Linked DNA regions of Mus musculus: region 1 is linked to region 2. A link is a contact called in ENCODE Hi-C or POLR2A ChIA-PET data. All regions are on one chromosome and are shown on one strand. Each heading gives the region's core, a stretch centred on a gene start or an enhancer-like site at or near the end of the contact. The rest is flanking DNA. Distances are from core to core; before and after follow the strand shown. Region 1 holds the start of Lxn (latexin). Region 2 holds the start of Gfm1 (G elongation factor, mitochondrial 1).

Region 1 (7,082 bases), core at 184-2,683, 34 kb before region 2:
CAAGACCCAAGTGGGACTGAACAGACAACTCAGTGGTTGAAAACACTTTCTGCTCTTGCAGACTGGGATTTGATTCCCTGCAACATGGTGGCTCACAGTCATCTCTAACTCCAGTCCCATGGAATTTGACACCTTTTACTGACACCTCCTTGGGCAATAGGGACACACACACACACACACACACACACACACACATCATGCAGGCAAAAACTCTAAGAAAGACATTTTAAAAGAAGGCACAAGGCTAGGAATGATATTCTTGCAATTCAGTTTATTTAATGTTTAAATGAAAAAGTTTCCCTTTTAAGTAATAATTACAATTTTAAGAAACCTCAAGTGCCATCATGCCAGTCTATACTAATTATTAAATACAGAATCTTTGACTATTCGTTAGACTTTAAAATGCTCACTTTGGAAGCCCATACTCACACACACACTCTCTCCTAAAGGGGTTGGCTTACAGCTAAAAAGACAAACATTTCCAATATCAAGAGAAAAAAAAAAAGTTAGACTTGTTATCCCCTAGCTGCTTCATTGCTGTTGGCTAACATAACTAGAAAAGATGGGGAATGAACGAACTGAGTTGGTTGGTATTTAATAATCCACTGGGCCCAAAGAAAGTCCTCAGTTATAGGAAAGCTCCATTAGCACACGAGGAAAGCAACACGTGTCCCACAGGGCACCTTCCCCTTCTCTGCAGAGTGGCTGCAACATAGACAGTCTACCCAGAAAGCCTCCAACCATCTACCTTTTAAGAGAAATAGAGATGGGGCTGGAGAGTTGGCTCGGCAGCTGAGGCAGAGGACTTGAGTTTGGTCCCCAGCACCCATACTGTGTGGCACACAACTCCAGCTCCCGGGTAATCTGATGTGCCTGCACACACGTGTGCACATACACATAAAAAGTCATTAAAATAGGATTTCAAGAAAGATGGGAGTGGTGGTTCACGCTCATTAAGCTTTATATTTCTAAGATCACTAAGGTCTTATGAATGGGGAAGTATTTCCTCTGATCCTGACCAGTCTCCCAACGTTTTAAAATGGCTTTTCTGCTTTCCCACTCTGGATCTGCCTCTAAAGGAACCTGGCTGAGCAAGAGTCTCACAAAGGGAAGGGTAAGGGCTGAATTACACTTGGAGCACTTTGCCCCCTGCCCCGTGACAGCCCGTTTGAAAAAGGAGAGGTGTACTCTAATCTGTACGTGAAACAGCCAGCGATTCCTCATCCGGCAGCTGAAGCCCTCAGAAGGACCCATCGAGGCAAGGCCAGAAAGCCCTTCCCCTTCCTCCAGGTTCTCCCTCCCGCTCCACACCTGCCCAGACCCGCGGGAGCCGGAGGGAATGCCCGAGCTTTTCTCCCGGAGGTGCCCGCCTACCCCAGGGCGGGGCCGAGGCTCCCGGCAGAGCCACTGCCCGAACGGTTTCCTGAGTGAAGGAGGAAGAGGGAAGGAAGGCGCTGAGGAGCGAGCAAGCGCGCACGCCCAGCCCAGCTACCGACTGACTTCACCACCTCACCGACACCCACTTGGACACCCACTCGGCTGGCCAGCACTCCACACTGACGGGACCCTGGCTGCACCCGCCGTGATCTCTTTGAACTAGGATAGCCCGCGCTGTCTCCCCCAAGATGGAAATCCCACCCACCCACTATGCTGCGTCCAGGGCCGCCTCGGTGGCGGAGAACTGCATTAACTACCAGCAGGGGACTCCCCACAAGCTGTTCCTGGTGCAGACGGTCCAGCAGGCCAGCAAGGAGGTGAGTCTGCGAGGAGAAGCCCTGCGATCGGCTCCCCCTACTGCCCCCACCCCATCCCGGCCGCGGGACCCTGCTCTGCCTCTGAATAGCATTGCTATGAGCTCCCCTATATGGGACTCATCCCAGAACTGTTTGCTTTCACGGTAAAGCAGAGGACCTATGCAGCCAGATTTTGTGCATATTAGTTTAAGGGATTGGGAAATACACGGGGTTAATCTCACCCTTTCCTGTGGAGAGAAGAGGTCTAGGGAAGACAGCATTCTAAACAATCTGGAAGCTGTTATAGTTTCTCCATCTGCCGCTAGCTAGCCTTGGCCAACAAAAGCTCATGGCCTCCAAACGACTCCATAAACTTTTAAGAGTAACTCTTAAGCCCTTTGCCCAAAACGACGGGAAAACGCAAGAAATTCGCCCCGAGGAAAAAACAAAGGCAGTGTGGGCTGCTCGGGCTCCAGCCGCCCACATCCTGCCTGACATGCAGCCTTGCCTCTGCTGAAGCCGGCTAGGCTAAAGGGCCTCACCTACCTAGCGAGTGTCCCTATTTTTTTTTTCTTACAGCTCAAGATTTTTTTGGCTGACAAAGAAATGATTTTTATTTTCGAAACTGTACTAGATAATATAAATTAGTTACACACTTCAAAACTGGCTTTCATTTAAAAGGGGGATATCTAAATGATCTATTCATAAGGTCTTTTGAAGTGGTGTTTGACAGGACAGTATCAACAGCACTTACACACACTGTCTCTGAGCACTTGGCACTCATCCACCACACGTCGTTTACTCACTGAACACTCTGGTACCCCCGGCTTTAAGACAAACCCTTCCAAAGATGTGCCTACTGCCACTGCATCTGTGTCCTCTGTACGTTTCCACCCGCTTCCTAGACCTACCTAAATAAACTTGCTAGATACTGCCAAGTCCATGCTAGACACCCGATGACCGCCTTCCTGAGCAGCCGGGCTTGGGAAGCGATGAAGGATGGTAAGATGTACAGTCATGAGGAACGTCAGAACAAGACCCCTGGGATGTTTTAAAAGACGCAAAACTTTAGTGTATTTCTTCCCACCAGCCACCCTCCCAGTCACGTAATAAGAATGTCCTAACTAAAAAGATGTGATATATTACAGTATTCTTTTCTCCACTATATTTTTTTCTTAATTTTAGGATATCCCAGGAAGAGGGCACAAGTACCATCTTAAGTTTTCTGTGGAAGAAATTATCCAAAAAGTAAGTGAGCTGTCTTTTCTAGAATACGCGTGCGTTCTCAGTGTTGCGGCTCATTCTCGCTGAGGGTTTACCCTGGGCCTCCACTGCGGCTGCTGGGAGATTCTGAGTATGGGCAGCCATGGCTCTGCAGGCAGAGCTTCACAAGCCAGTGTGGACTGCCTGAGCACTTTCTTTCTGTTCAATTGTTTAGAAAAGTCTGTGTTTCAGTTCAAATAAATTACCCTTAAGTAGATTCCAAGCAGTCTGAATTCACGCCTTGTAGGACTGAAAGAGGTAATTTACTCTCCAGTCATGACTGTTTTCTCATGCCTGCCTTTTATTTTGGTTTTTAATTGGATATTCAAATTAAGTACATTTAGAAATTCAGGAACAATAGAACCTCCAACAGTGATTCCACTAATCTTGCAGTAGTGGGACAGGAAAGTTTGAAAATTTTGAATGCATGTCAAATTATCAATGAAATAAATGTAAAAGAAGGGAACTGTAGTTGGCGCCACAGCCATCTTGAAGCCGTGGGAAGTTTTCCTCTCCCCGAGGAGATAACAAGAGGAAATCCCCTGAAAGGCACTGAGCTACTAGACAGCCATCTCCATAGCAGGCTGCAACCCTTACTTTATATTAGGAGAGACTGCTCGGGCCACATTTGGGAGAAACAGTGGCTTCACAAGCAGAGGGAGGGGGTATGGAACAAGCTTTGGTAGCCCTCCTTTGGTAGGCAGTCAGGCTAAAATTTGACATTGTAAACCACCACCCCACTAACAGACAGGGCTAACATTCCTAAGATTCTGGAACCTAGAAACTTACAACAATGAATGGCCATCTGTAAGACTGATCTTTTGTGTTACTTTTGTAAAAAATGCTCTCAACAGCAAGTTACAGTGAACTGCACAGCTGAAGTTCTTTACCCCCAAATGGGACAAGGCTCTGCACCAGAAGTCAACTTCACATTCGAAGGAGAAATCGGCAAGAACCCAGATGAGGAAGATAACACATTTTATCAAAGCCTCATGTCTCTGAAGAGACCGCTGGAAGCACAGGACATCCCAGGTACACACATAGCGCATGGGAAATGATGTTCTGCCAACTTGAGATGCACCTCTGCTGTCCATCCTCAAAACTGTTTCATGGTATCTAGGTTGGAAATAACTAGACTTTTGCAAAAATACTTACTTCGAATCTAAGCCAGCAATCAAAAGAGGCTTTTTGGAATTTTATACATTCATGGCTTAATTTAGTGTTTACCCATGTTAGATAGCATAACTATGACTTAATTTTTAATCTAAAATGTTTTCTCTACCAGACAATTTTGGAAATGTGTCTCCACAAATGAAGCCAGTCCAGCACTTAGCCTGGGTCGCCTGCGGTTATGTAATGTGGCAGAATTCGACTGAAGACACATGGTATAAAATGTTAAAAATTCAGACGGTCAAGCAAGTGGTACGTAGTCTCTACACAGTGTGCTATTAACAGTAATACAGACAAGGCACTGGAGTTTGGAGTTGGATAGTGTTCCTATTGCTGTCTTGTATTGAAACCAGTGAGGCTGGCAGTCTGAAGGCACTGCTAGTCAGTCAGCTTAGAGGAAGCACGGAGAGCAACAACACTGGTCCTGAAGGTCAGGTGGCTTGTTAGAGAGAACCCAGACGAGGCCTCTGTTCATAATACCTGCCTTCCCAACAGCTGCCTCTGGTTAGTGTGCTTTCCGGGGTCACCCGATATGGGAAGTGAGTGTGAGCAAGACTAAGGGTTTTCTATGAAGCACCTTCTAATAATGAGTAGTTCTAGACTGCATTTTCACAGGCTTACGGTTTGTCTTTCATGCCAAGAAATTCAGATTTTGTTATCTGTGATGCTTTGTTCAGATCCGTTCCAGAGCAAAAGGGTTGTAGCTTTGTTAGTACGTATACAACAAACACTCAGATACACTGTACACTTTCAAGGAATCACCCTGTCCCTAATTTGGTTTCCACAGGTCCTGAGGGCCACTTTTTATAGCACTCACAAGTAAAGCCGCACTTCCAAAACTATCAAGTTGTGAGTCCAAATCTGACACTTTTTAATGTTTTTTAAATATATATATGTAATATATATATGATATATGATATATATTTTTTCCTTTGGTCTTAAAGAGTAGCTCCTTTAGCAACCTCACTAGTGAATCTGAACGCTATTGTCAAGTACTGCAGAGCTAACTGCATTTTTCTTTACTGAATGCTAGTTCCATGGCTACCCAGAGACAAGACTGGCATTTCCCCCTAGAGAGAATTGTGGCACTGTGGTCTCTGTCTGTAAACTTGGAGCAGTTTGAGTTGTTCCTTGGCTCATTCGGGATTCTTTTCTCTAATCCTTTTAGTCACAGTTTATGACCTCACATTTTGTTAGGAGCCGTATGATTTCTTAAGCCTGACACCATGGTCATGGAGAAATGCATTTTCCTAGGGCAGAAATGCATAGGAACATGTTCTTTAGTTTATACCTTTTGAGGTTAAAGAGGAAATCCAACTAGTATCTAATGGAAAACAAGAATGAGTACTGGGAAGCAAAAAGGTTGTTTCTGTCAATTCTGAGAGAAAAGGGCTTCCTGCTGCCCTCTTTCAGCTTTCAGGCAACCAACAGCACAGCATCACTGTCTTCAGGGCCTCTGTCACCACTTACTAGACACAGCCGGTGACAGCTCTCGGAGACAGAGGCCAAAGCTTACGAAATAGAGTCTGCTTTTCAGGTGCATTCACAGATACCAACCAACCTTGGCCACGGCATTCCTTTAAAGGCCCTGAACTACCAATCCAGGCCAGGTACAGGCCATACAACCACAGTCAAGAATCTTCAAGCTACATCCACCAACATACAAGCCAGCGGTTTTACGCTCACAAAAATAAACCTATCCATCTTCTCTGTATTTGAGCGGTATCCCCGAGAGCCCCGGCAGCAGGCTTAAGTACTGCTTAGTTCATGCATGTCATACGTCTGTACCTATTAAAATCCAACATGGAGGATGCCATCCATGTCAACAATGACGTTAGGGAACTCTTTGCTTCCACACTCAAAGGAAAACTTACTTCAGTAGGGAGTGGTAGCTGTGGGCTGCATGTATAACAAACAGTGCGAGCTGGAGGAGCCCCAGGAGCGTGTGCTGCCCACTGGAGTCTCAGCACAGCAAGAAGCCTTCAGAAGCCGCAACCTCATGGGGCACAGCACACTTCTCATGATGTCTACAGCTACATAGATGCAGTGGTTCTATGTAGCTCACTGCATAATTGCTTTTTATTCCTGAGTAACAATCAGTACGGAACAAAGCTTTAACTGTAAAATCAGATAGCTTAGTCATTACATTTTATTATTGTCAGTTTTCTAAAGAATGTTATATAATTGGTTTCTTTTAATATGAGTTCCCATTGCCATTACTGACACTAGGGTTCATAAATAAAAAGCTACATACAGTAATGCTTTTAAATAGCTGCCACAAATTGGAAGGTGAAAAATCAGAGAAGCGATTTTTTAGAGTAACAAATGCCAAGTAATGATTTTTAAAAAATGGCTTGAAAGAATATTTGAAAGAAGAATTGTTATTATTTTAAGAAACTAGTTTTCTGCCAGGCTAACCTGAAGTGAATAAATCAACATTAATGCAAAAAAGAAATTAAGATGTCATTTTTGCCATGATGTTGTCTAAGCATTTTGTTGTTGTTGTTGTTGTTGTAGCAAAGAAACGATGACTTCATTGAGTTAGATTACACCATTCTACTCCACGACATTGCATCGCAGGTAACATATACAACTTTTCTTTATTTGATGCCACTCTGAAAATCAAGAATTGCTTTGTAGCCACACAGTCCCTTTACTCCTTTTGAAACTAAGTAAAAGTTACTGACAGTTAAGACAGGCACCAAGTCGAAGTGTATCATCCTTGTAGCGACTGGATTTGCCTGATGCTATTTCTGCTGAAGACATTTTAAATAGTAGCATCAAGACAATAGAAACCCAATTATATTTTCTAGTCTCACAATGACATTAGCTTTCTTTACTTGCAGGAGATTATTCCCTGGCAAATGCAAGTCCTGTGGCATCCACAGTACGGCACAAAAGTAAAACACAACAGCC
Region 2 (7,103 bases), core at 312-2,811:
CACCATCGGCGGGTCTTCCAATCAGCCTGAGAAACAGTTTTAAAAGCTCAGTTTAGCACACCTATTATACGAGATCACAGTTAAAACCTGAACTACGGACTTGTTTTCTCATCCTCAAAGCAAGGTTCTCAACCTCCGTATTATCTAAGGAGCCCTGGATTTAATTCTGAATAATACTCATAAAAGAAGCACAACTACTGCTTCTAAATGTTAGTTTTAAACTTGAGACTTTTAAAGGTTCGTGTATATGTGTTTTGCTTGCATATATATCTCTGCACCACGTGCACGCCTGGTGCTGGAAAGGTCACATCGCCTAGAGCTGGAGTTATGGATGGTTCCGAACAAAGATGTGAGTTTTGGGCATTCAACTCTTCCTCTGGAAGAGCAGTCATGGGCTACGTTTTCACCCCTCCACTGTGTGGGTCCCAAGACTGACACTCAGGCTGTCACACTTGACAACTACCCTTATGGCTGGCTGATCCACACTGCTAACTTTTAAATACACACTACCATAATAGTCAGAGCTATACCTCTCAATGGCCACTTTAACAAGAGATACAAGTTTTAGATTGAATTGTACCTTAGGTTCTCTGTCTTCTCCCGTCCTGTAATTCACAGCTAGCAAGGGGCATATGGGTCTACCCAACTAACAGCCACAAGACAACTCCAAAAAGGTTTCCAATTTCATCTGAACGAAAACAAGGAAGTGCCTTTTGGGGTGGTGGTGTTCCTGTCAGCTTTACAGTGGGGGGTGGAGGGGGATGTATTTGTTGAATCAAAACAAAACTGCACACCCAAACGCTTGGCAAACACTTCTGGGTAGAGGGAAACTGGGCACATGTCAAAGAAGACAGCTGACAAGCGCTTGGATGGTTAAACCACAGGAACACTTGGTAGCAAAGCAAACGAGGTATCCATGACAGGTAAGAGGTCACATCTACCAACGGCTTCCCTGCTCTGAGTACCTCACTCCAAAGACTTACAAAGTTTAATCTATACACCTGACTGGGAAACTTGGCCAGAGAAGAGTACCGGGATGTTGAATAGAACCCACACGTTCAGAGAGCATCCAACCACACCCAGTAGTAAGAGGACCACTGGATAACGAGTCCGAAATCCGGGATTCGAGCCCCGGGGACACTAACTTTCATCTGACCTTCACTCGGGGCACTTCTCTTTAAGGTAGATCATCAGGAAGGGAGGGACCCCGGCGCAGAGCTGCGGGTCGCAAGGCCGAGCTGGCATGCGGATACCCAAGGGCTTACGGGGCTCGGGAAATCGCTGCTCAAGACCCCAGGTAAGGAAAGGTGTCGCCAACCTGCCCTGCTCTGGAAGGTTCTCTGGCACCAGTACCTGCTTCCCCTGCCAGCCCAGGACTGCAGGGACCCGAGGGAACGGTCCACGCCCCAGGGCTGCGGCGACCCGCAGCAGCCGCATGGCAAGCCTGGAACAGCCACTTCCAAGGCTCCTGCTCTGAGGTGATCGGTTGTGCTCAGCGCCGGCAGCAGAGCGGGAAGAGCTCAAAGTCACGCCGGCAACCGGAGCCGCAGGAGCACTTCCGGGAGGAAGGTCAGGAGGACGGCCAGAGGAAGACAAGGGAGAGGCACCTCTGTCTGAGCTCGACGTGGCGCGCGCCCTCTCCTGGTCAGGAGGAGAAAGCGTAGTTTATGCAGAGGATTGTCACAGGGAGGTGTCATTACTACGGAGGCAGGTACTCTGGTCCCTTTGTCTTTAAAGGAAAAAAATAAAAATTAAAAAACCATCTCTGTATAAAAAAAACAAAAACGTGCCGGGTATGGCGTCACACATGTCTAATAAGAACACTTCAGAGGCAGAACTAGGCGGATCTCTAATGAGTTCCAAGATAGCCTGGTCAGCAAAGAATTCTGGGCCAGACAGGACTAGACAGTGAGAACCTGTTTCAACAAAACAAAACAAAAGCTGCAGATTTTAAACATAGTTGTTTTACCTGCATGACAATGGGAAAACGTTTATAACAATTTAAATGGAAGGAGTACACAAAAATGTATTCATTACTACAGCATCAGAGAATCTGGGGGAGGGGCTGGAGATACGGCTCAGAGGTTAAGAGGTCTGCTCTTCCTGAGGTCCTGAGTTCAATTCCCAGCAAACGCATGGTGGCTCACAACCATCTGTAATGAGATCTGGTGCCCTCTTCTGGCCTGCAAGGTATACATGCAGGCAGAAAGCTGTATACATAATAAGTAAATCTTAAAAACAAATACTTCAAAGAGACTCTGGGGAAATGAGAGTAGATATATGTTGGATTACAAATAAAATTTTTCAAAACCTTCTTTATTGTTCATCAGTAATACTAGCTATGCATCTTCAAAACTGCACCCGTGGCGCTTCTGTCTGGGCTTCTTAAAGGCCTCAAAAACGTTGACATATCTAAAACAGAGCTTCTAGTCTTCCCCAAACCTCCTCATACAGTCTCCATCTTAGCAAAAGAATCTCCGTCCATCCAGTTGACCTAGCCAAAGATGGCAGTCACTTGCTGGCTCCTGTAATCTAAGCCTCTCAGCATATGCGAACCTCCCATTTCCTTCCACCTCTCCACAGGGCTATTTCTTCCTGGGGTTACTGTGATGAGAACCGGGTTGATTTCACGGCTTTTGTCTTTCCCGGTTTTTTTTTTTTTTTTTCAGTAAACTCACACACTGACTAAAAGGATCTTCTCAAGCCAGACCATATTCCCTCTCCGCAGAAAATGATCTCCTTACTTTAGTGTTGTTAGGCTGGAACCCGTGCTCATCACCCCCCGACACACCCCCCCCCCACACACCCCCCAGCTACAAAACCCTATGTGCCCTCCTTCCCCATCCTACCACACAGAAAAAGCTCCCTGACCCCTCAAAGGAAACTACAGCCTAACAGGTCATCATCTTCCTGATTCCCGCTACCCACCTGGGAGTGCCTGCCTGGGCGCTCAGCTTTTTTTTTTTTTTTTTTTTTTCTTTTTTCTTTTTTTTAACCTTATATGGGCATAATCCCATGTTTCATCACCACACGGCCCAAAACTATAAAACCTCCTTGCTTTATCCTGGGCGAATGACTTTACTGACCTCCACCTGATAGATTGGCCAACTCGCCAGACTGCTGCCTTTTAATAAGCCTGCCTTTATGTTGTTTTTTATAAACAGGTGGCAGTGATCAGGCAGGAAGGAGCAACTCAGCCGGCCGAGGTGAGGTGTTCCCGCTGAGGAAACAGCTTAGTATAAGAGGAAGTTTATTGGGGGAAAGGAAGGGGGCCTGGAAAAGGAGTACAGGCAGAAAAAGTGGGGGGATAGAGAAGGACAGAAAGAAAGAAGAGCGAGAAAGGGAGAAAGGGTCCAGCTGTCCAACAGGAGACATGTGGGAAGGAGAGGGAAGAGGTCTTCTTATATGCCTAGCTCCTGGATCATACCTGGTGAGCATAGATGCAAACTGTTGCAAGGTAACTGTTGGGCAGAGCCTAGAGCTGTGCTAACGATTTATACTTTTGATTTGACTTGAATTGGTTCATTTTGTTGGCAGAGAAACCTATTAGGTACAAGTTCAATGTTTTTCATAATGCTCTTTGGGAAGGAAGTTCAGCTCTCTTTCCAGGATACTTCAGCCCTGTACAGGTGGAGGCATTGTTAGCCGAGAACAAAGCTTGGGGTCAAGGCACAGTGACACTTCTTTCTGTACTTTCTTGTAGAGGAGGAACATCAGAGGGCTCTGTGTCTGCAGTATCCTTCTACCTTCAACTGTAAACCCGGACAGAATAAGACATCCAAAGATGGAACACTGGTTCCAAATTCCCAGTCACTGATGTCTACCCAACACTCTTGTTCCTTAAGTCATTTGTCTTCTTAATTTGTACACCTCTGCCCGACAAGTTTCAACAGCTCCCTCACTCCTTTCTACATCTGCACACATCCTGTTCTTTCTCCCGTAGTTCATTGTATTTAATATCTATCATGATATCACATGATAAATCACCATGATGTCTTTCATAACTCTTATTCTTGTAAAAAAAAAAAAGCCATGTCAGAACCATTCTTTAATAACATCAGCCCAACTCACAAATGTAGCATTGGAAATGCTCTGTACCTTTGTTGGCAAGTATTACCTAGATTCGGAACAACCAATGATAACCTTTGATTATACCTGTGATTTGTACAGGTGCACAAACTTGTACAGCCGTTTTGGAAATCAGTGTGGTAGCTCCTCAAGAAGATGGGAATTGATCTACTTCAGGATCCAGCCATATCACTCTTGGAAATAGACCCAAACGTTGCTTCATCCTACCATAGAGACACTTGCTTATCTATATTCATTGCTCCTCTATTTACAATAGCCAGGAACTGCAAAGAACCTAGATGTGCCTCACCAGAAAAATGGATAATGAAATGTGCAACATATCCATAATGGAATATTCCAACTTTAAAAAAAATGAAATAATGAAATGATGGTAAAGGATGGGTCTAGGTAAAAACCATCGTGAGTGAAGTAAGCCCGAAAGAGAAATGTGGTATATATTCACTGATATGTGAAGAGTAGCTAAGTCAATGCCAATGACACTACAATCTATATAATATCACAGAAGTTGTGAATAAATAAAGGAACTAGAGGGAACAGATAGATCTCAGAGGAAAAGGAGTATCGAGTAGGGAGGGAAAGAGGAGAGGGAGATGAGGAAGGAATATGGGAGGAGACAGCTAAACTGAAGGGCCATTTGAAGGGTATTCTGGAATTCTAATAAATTAGAAACCTAATATAGACATATATTAGAAACTGAATCTGGGCTTGGTGGCAGATGCCTTTAGTCCCAGCAGTTGGGAGGCAGAGGCAGGTGGATTTCTGAGTTCAAGGCCAGCCTGGTCTACAGAGTGCATTCCAGGGCAGCCAGGGCTACACAGAGAAACCCTGTCTCGAAAAACAAAAACACAAAACAAAACAAAAAAGAAAGTGCTCTAAATAAAATCTCCAAATAATAGCAAAGACAGTACCCCAAACTGGCTATCTTTCGATATCAAATAAAATTTCCAGTTCATCTAATTGAGTGGTTGGTCAAAGGGGTCCCCTGGAAGTCAGCAAACCACCTCGGCTTGCTATTAAGACTATGTATTGTTCTCCACGAATTGCTGAGGACAACACCTAGGGAACTCATTGAACATGGAGAAATCAAGCTGGTGCCTACAGAGTCTTCACCCCAATGTTCTAGTGTAAAGGAAGGTACTCTGCATGCTACCAAAAGAAATATAAACACCAGCCCAGCCACAGACCCATTGATTTACAATGGTGGCCTGCCTGCAAGTTATGCTGGTGTAGTGGTGGCGCAAAACTTGTGGGAATAACCAACCAATAACTGATTTGACTTAAGGCCCACTCCACAAGATGGAACCCATACCTGGCACTGCTAGGGTGACCAAGAACCTGAGACTAGATAGTCCAGCGACCTACAGTAAAACCAAATATCTTTTCAGTCTGTTGACCAGGCCTGCTCCTAGGCTGGGCAGGGCCTCTTGGAGAGGTGGAATGTGGGGAGTTTGACTGCCCTTATCCCAGGCCAACAGGGTGCTGGGTTGTTTGGAAGTGCTTAGACACTGTTCTGGGGGGTCGGAAAGCACAATCTGAAATGTGGGAAGGCCAGAACTGGTTTAGCGGTTCCCAGGCCTGTGAAGAGGCCTGGCCAGAGTGTTCTCAGACTCTTGTACATCCAGTTGAGAAAGAGCAGAGAACAGAGTCGGGAGCCATGGGCTGGGGACAGTGTCTAGTGTGTGTGTGTGTGTGTGTGGTGGGGGTGTTGCTCCAACTTGTCCCATGGTGACTATCCTTGGCTTGGCGGAGTCAGGTGGTAGTTGGTGGCAGTTGTGGCTGGGAGGGCAGAGAGGCCTTCTACAGAAGAATAAAGCTGCAGCTCTGTAGACAAAGGCCTTCCCCAGGTTCCTCATGGAGGATCTTGACAAAAGAGACAGCCCACGGTTCTAAACAGTTTATTGTCATAGCAGAAAATGAGTGTATAAAACCATACCCAACTTCTGGGGTGGGCCTGAGATTGAATACCTTTTGCAGGGAGGAACATCTGGGAAGAGAAGCTTATTGGCTAACCCCTCCAGGCCTCTAGGTACCTCATTAGCACCGAGAACTCTGATTTGAGCCTCTGTGTCCATAGGGCATGTTTCTTTTGTGAGAAGCATGGCATGTGTTTCAAGTCAGGAATCTGGCAGAGAGCTGGGAGTCGCCTACCTTACCAAACTTCCTGGCATGGTTTTATATCCCACATAGTCATTTAATTGAAAGGATGTAGCAATCAAATGACTTCTAATGACATTCAGCTATAATCAAAGATTAGTACACTGCTCTTCCATCAGCAGAGAAGCTTCTGAAGAATAAAAAATTACTGAACTCTTCCTCACCCCAGAGCCCGACCCCTCCCCTCTAGAGAGTGTTCCCAGAACACTCCTGAACTCTTCACCCCAGAATGCATTCCTGAACTCCTCACCCTAGAGTTCGAACCCTCCCAACTAAAGACTGTTCCAAGAACATTTTTGAGATAAGGGCCTCCTGGAACAACCTCAGAATGAACCGGGTACATTGCCAAATAATAGGACATGACCCCTTAGTTACGTAGAATCCCTTGGCAGAACCCCTTGTCCCTTGGCAGAACCCCTTAGTTATGTAAACTTGTACTTTCCTTACCCCGCTCTCCCCCCTTGAGTTTTCCTATATAAGCCTGTGAAAAATTTGGCTGGTCGTCGATTCTCCTCTACACCACTAGGTGTATGAGTTTCGACCCCAGAGCTCTGGTCTATGTGCTTTCATGCTGCTGCTTTATTAAATCTTGCCTTCAACATTTTGAGTTTGGTCTCAGTGTCTTCTTGGGTCCGCGGCTGTCCTGAGGCTTGAGTGAGGGTCTCCCTTCGGGGGTCTTTCATTTGGGGGCTCGTCCGGGATCAGCGCGACCACCCAGAGACCCTAGACCCACTTTAAGGTAAGATTCTTTGACCTGTCTTGGTCTGGTGTCTGTGTTCTGTTTCTAAGTTTGGTGCGATCGCAGTTTCGGTTTTGTGGACGCTCAGTGAGACCGCGCTCCGAGAGGGAACGCGGGGTGG

What was found. Hi-C counts contacts between places; a loop is a spot of excess contacts on that map. ChIA-PET counts read pairs that join two places held with the same protein, here RNA polymerase II (POLR2A).
Region 1: a loop to region 2 is called in a map of heart, with 2.0 times the contacts of the local background. The contact joins the promoter of Lxn here to the promoter of Gfm1 in region 2. A Hi-C loop is called at or near these places in 2 of 37 maps with a recorded cell type or tissue (heart and left cerebral cortex). POLR2A ChIA-PET finds 5 or more read pairs at or near these places in 3 of 5 experiments (Patski and embryonic stem cell).

The regions. Positions count from the first base shown.
Region 1 is chr3:67,458,258-67,465,339 of GRCm38, reverse strand. It overlaps Lxn (latexin), which reads left to right and starts at 1,433. Exons shown (of 6, transcript NM_016753.4): 1 at 1,433-1,754; 2 at 2,919-2,981; 3 at 3,851-4,028; 4 at 4,282-4,418; 5 at 6,684-6,746; 6 at 7,013-7,082. The coding sequence starts at 1,626. All of the region lies in intron 13 of Gfm1 (G elongation factor, mitochondrial 1), which reads right to left.
Region 2 is chr3:67,424,573-67,431,675 of GRCm38, reverse strand. Gfm1 (G elongation factor, mitochondrial 1) reads right to left here and starts at 1,561. Exons shown (of 18, transcript NM_138591.2): 1 at 1,354-1,561; 2 at 1-26. The coding sequence starts at 1,437.